2 separate regions of the Homo sapiens genome follow, and region 1 is linked to region 2. Evidence: chromatin loops called from intact Hi-C (ENCODE). Cell type or tissue: mammary epithelial cell. All regions are shown on one strand. Region 1 overlaps PMS2 (PMS1 homolog 2, mismatch repair system component). Region 2 overlaps USP42 (ubiquitin specific peptidase 42).

Region 1 (2,500 bases), 160 kb before region 2:
AGAAGAACACCACCTTCACATAAAGACATAAAGCTCCATGTTTACCATTTCAGGCATAAGCCAAAAGCAAGTGGAGGAAGAGTAAGAAATATAGATCTCAAGGCAACAAACAAACAAACAAAAAGAAATACAGATCTTAGGCTGGGTGTGGTGGCTCATGCCTGTAATTCCAGAGCCTTGAGAGGCCAAGGTGGGTGGATCACCTGAGGTCAGGAGTTCAAGACCAGCCTGGGCAACATGGCGAAACCCCGTCTCCACTAAAAATACAAAAAATCAGCCGGGCATGGTGGTGAACACCTGTAGTCCCAGCTTCTCGGAAGGCTGAGGCAGGAGTATCGCTTGAACCTGGGAGGCAGAGGTTGCAGGGAGGCAGAGGTTGCAGTGAGCCAAGATCACGGCACTGCACTGCAGCCTAGGCAACAAAGCAAGACTCCATCTCAAAGCTAAAAAAAAAAAAAATATATATATATATATATATATACACACAGATAGATAGATATCTTTACAGGACCAATCCTATTTATGGAAGTGTCTATTTTCTTATACGAAAAGTAATGACACTGAACTGCCTTCATCAGATGCCAGGAAAGTCAAAATCATTTAAAATGATAAAATAATTTACAAGTTAGTCTAACTAAACAGAGCCTTAAAGAAGACCTGCTCAACAGAAAACCACCTGAAATATACCACTTACTCAAAACATGGTTTGAATTAAGCAACTGACTCCTTTGTATAAATCATCTTTCTTAGCCACAGCATTGCTCACAGTTTTATAAAGGACATAAAAAACTATTATCCCTAGCCAGGCGTGGTGGCTCATGCCTGTAATCCCAGCACTTTGGGACACCAAGGTGGGCGGATCATCTGAGGTCAGGAGTTCGAGACCAGCCTGGCCAACATGGTGAAACCCCGTCTCTACTAAAAATACAAAATTAGCCGGGTGTGGTGGCACGTGCCTGTAATCCCAGCTACTCAGGAGGCTGAGGCAGGAGAATTGCTTGAACTCAGGAGGTAGAGGTTGCAGTGAGCCAAGATAGCACCATTGCACTCCAGCCTGGGCAACAAAGCAAGACTCCGTCTCAAGAAAAAAAAAAAAAGACACGAAACTATTAGCCTTAGAATCACTATCTTTAAAAAAAAAGCTCTCAGGATAAAATGTTCAATTGTAGTTCTCTTGCCAGCAATCTACTTACTAAAAAAGATTATGCAGAGCATCGGAACAGCTCAAACCGTACTCTTCACACACGGAGTCACTAGGGGGCAGCTGAACAAAAGGAATGAGGCTTTGCAACTGAAAAAAAAAAAAAAAAATTCACAGTTACTTCCTAATAAAGACAGAGTGGACTTAATCTGTTTTCTTTCTTAGTCAAGCTATTGACATTACAAGCGCAAAAAAAATTAAAAGAATCTTTTGTTTTGTTTTGTTTTTTGAGACAGGGTCTCCCTCTATTGCCCAGGCTGGAGTACAATGGCTCAATCATACCTCACTGCAATGTCAAACTCGTGGGTTCAAGCAATCCTCCTGCGTCAGCCTGTCGAGTGAGTAGCTGGGACTACAGGTGCACACCACCACACCTGGCTAATTTTTTAATTTTTTTGTAGAGATGGGATCTTGCCGTGTTATCCAAGCTGGTCTTAAATTCCTGGGCTCAAGCGATTCTCCCACCTCAAAATTGTTGGCCGGGTGGTTCAAACACATAATCCCAACAGTTTCCTCTCCCAGAGTGCTGGGATTACATGTGTGAGCCGTGGGAACAACAATTTTGATTTTATGATATAAGAAAGATGAAACAAGTACCTACTTATTCAGAACCCACACATTGCCCACAATAACTTATATTTTTTTCAGAGAGAGAGTGAAAAGACGCAGTATACGAGTGTCTCTGGAAGAATAAAATGAAACACATTCAGCTCTCAAACATCAATTTTTGTGATAGGTACTTTGTTTTTTTTTTTTTTTTTTTCCTGGGATGGTGTCTTGCTCTCTCGCCCAGGCTGCAGTGCAGTGGTGCAATCTCAGCTCACTGCAACCTCCATCTCCCGGGTTCCAGCGACTCTCCTGCCTCAGCCTCCTGAGTAGCTGGGATTACAGGTGCCTGCCACCACGAACAGATAATTTTTGTATTTTTAGTAGAGATGGGGTTTCACCATATTGATCAGGCTGGTCTCAAACTCCTGACCTCGTGATCCGCCCACCTCAGCCTCCCAAAGTGCTGGGATTACAGACGTGAGCCACTGCGCCGGGCCTTGTGATAGGCACTTTAAAAATCAATTCTTAATCTGGGCGCAGTGGCTCACGTCTGTAATCCCAGCACTTTGGGAGGCCGAGGCAGGCGGATCACTAGAGGTCAGGAGTTCGAGGCCAGTCTGGCCAACAAGATGAAACCCCATCTCTACTAAAAATACAAAAAATTAGCTGGGCCTGGTGGCATGTGCCTGTAATCCCAGCTACTCAGGAGGCTAAGGTAGGAGAATTGCTTCAACGCGGGAGGCAGAGGTT
Region 2 (2,500 bases):
GCTTCCAGCTGGGGCTACTGGGAGACAGTGATGGCCCCCGAGGCAGCTGGTCCAGCGGGAGGGAGGTTGAACGTGATCTTGTTTGCCTCGTGTCTCGGGTGCTGTGGTCAGGCGTTGTCTGTGTGGTGGCCCTGTGTTTCCGTCCCCGTCCCACTGCACCGATGACAGGGTTTGCAGCTGGCGCTTCTGCTGCGAGCAGACTGAGGAGCCTTTCTTGTCCTTCTGAGAAGGCCGCTGCCCGGCCCCGCCTCACCCAGCGTCCTGTGGTCCTGCGGGTCCCCCTCTACCCTGGACTTCGGCCCCTTGTCTTTCTCTTTCAAACTCCTCCTCTGGCTCTGTTCCGCCCAGTTCAGTTCTTGGGCCTGATATCTGTTCTAACATCAGGCTGCGTGTGGGTTGGATGGAGCCCTCAGTCATCACGTAAACCCTTTGACATCAGTAAAACCCTGGGAGCAGCCGCTGAGCGCTGGGACATCCCTGCTCACCTCACTGGGGAGTGGCCTCAGGCGCTCACAGGGAACCGCAGTGACTCTGACCATAGCCACTTAACGCACACACACAGCAGAGGCCCTGGCGATTTTGCAACCATCATTAAAATCTCTTTCCTGACCTTTGCTTTCTAGGTGATTGAAAACTCAGCCTCAAAACAAAAAATTCACTAGTTATGGTAAGCTGTTTTCCTGTCTGTTTCCTCATTGTTTGTGGTGGCGCTGAGGGGACGCAGGCAGAGGAGTTTTAATTCTGCGGCTCTGCCTGGGGGCTGGGCTCATAGGAGTTGGCAGAGCCATGGAGAGGCCCCGGCAGGTTCCCAGCCAGCCCAGACCCAGGCCACGCGCTTGGGGACAGACCTAGACCCTCCACCTCATCACGTTTGCATTACTGGCTGGGGAAGACCCGCATCCTTCACGCAGGCAGAGTCGCCCTGTTCCCTTGTGCCTCACTTGGGAAAAGCCAACCCGGCTCACAGCGGCAGAGCCCACGGGCCTTTGATAAACATCTGGGAAGGGAGAGGCCCGGTCCCCAGCACAGGCACCTCACTCAGGAGAGCGGAGCCTTGCTCCCTCGTCCGTCCCGTCCCCTGTGCTGCTGTCTGCGCCCCGAGGTGGCACTGAGCTGGAGCCAGCACCCCCCCAGCAGCCACCGTACAAAACCATAGGAAGGTGGCCCAGGGCCGGGCGGCAGATCAGGACCTCGGAGCTGTGGGGCTTTGTTGGATCACTTCACACAGCGGTCCTGGGAGAGTCACTGGTTTTATACCTGACCCTTGTGGAGCTAGAGGGGACAGTGAACCATTTTTCCCTTGAAAGGAAACTTTGTCCAAATGTGTCTGTCACATGTAGTCAGCAAGAGGAATTTAAAATGAATTGCCAAGTGAAGAGTCTGTGGATTAATTGGCCGTTAATTAACAGGCTTTATCAATGTGTCCTCAAGGGAGAGGCCCAACCCTAATTAAGGAGCTAAACTTCCTGAGTGAGGGGCTGTGAGGATGGAGGTGGAGGAGGCATCTGGGGCGGGTGGTGGCCGGGCCCAGCAGATGGCGCCTCCCTGGCTGAGCTGCCCGCACCGCCAGTTCCCTCATTTCCACTCAGGAAGGCAGAGAAGGCAGAGTGATCTCCTCAAGGAAGAGCTTCCCCAGCCTTCGGGAGCAGCTGGCAGGGCGTCCGGGAATAAGCCCTACACGCCGCCGCCTGCCTCCAACTCACTAACCCTGCGCCTCTTGTCTTTCAGATTCAACGCGTTCAACAGAAGCCATCCCCAGCCCAGCTTAAATTATAAAGATAGACAATAACTCTGTTCCAATCTGCGTGGTGCTTCTTTAGTAAATACTGTACAGATTTTACCATGGAGAACTTTTTTTTTAGTTTTTACCTTTTCTTAATTACCCTTATTCCGAATGGACGAACACTTTCTACCACTGCTGACCATTGTAAAATACCGTGTATATAAATCCCATTGAAATAATGCCCTGGAATAGAACATCTCAAATGCTGCTTAATTACAGACTCAGGTCGATTACTTGTATTTCATGTAATGTTCCTCCAAGTTAGACATCTGGTGCAAGACCAACCGGGAGACCATGGAATTGTCAAAAGTACAAACTGACAGTGTGTATATTTAATTTAAAGACTTATTTAAAAACTCACAAGCTCTCACCTAGACTTTGGAGAGCAGTCTGTTTTCTGTAATGTCTGATACTAGAAACTAATTTGCTTATTTTAGTTGTATTCAAGATTTGAAGATGTATTTTATAGACAAGTTCTGTTTTTGAACTTTGTGGAACTGTTCCAATCAATCAATTTCCCAGTTATGATGAGTATTTACATTATGAATGTATAACCCAGACATGATTTGTAAAGCCGACAGTATGTTTCTATTACACAACACTTTTTGATACAGCGTCTCTTGTCTTCACTGATACTGGAGTCTCCGTTGTCTGCTTGGTCCCTTCGAGTTTCTAGTTACAGACACAATCATACTGTGATTTTATTTTTAATATGGA

The links. Peaks named below come from ENCODE experiments on the same cell type or tissue, not always from the same donor. Only the 100,000 strongest peaks of a DNase experiment are listed, where the experiment ranks them.
Region 1: it touches region 2 in a loop (6-fold over the local background); 2 of 110 quality-filtered maps call a loop at or near these places.

The regions. Positions count from the first base shown.
Region 1 is chr7:5,996,133-5,998,632 of GRCh38, forward strand. PMS2 (PMS1 homolog 2, mismatch repair system component) reads right to left here. Exons shown (of 15, transcript NM_000535.7): 7 at 1,194-1,291. Among named protein-coding and RNA genes, the nearest start is that of PMS2, 12 kb to the right of the region's middle. In mammary epithelial cell, a CTCF peak has its summit at 1,251 (motif pointing right); no DNase peak of the experiment used is centred here.
Region 2 is chr7:6,158,827-6,161,326 of GRCh38, forward strand. It overlaps USP42 (ubiquitin specific peptidase 42), which reads left to right. Exons shown (of 18, transcript NM_032172.3): 17 at 624-667; 18 at 1,729-2,500. The coding sequence ends at 631. Among named protein-coding and RNA genes, the nearest start is that of USP42, 55 kb to the left of the region's middle. In mammary epithelial cell, a CTCF peak has its summit at 1,529 (motif pointing right); no DNase peak of the experiment used is centred here.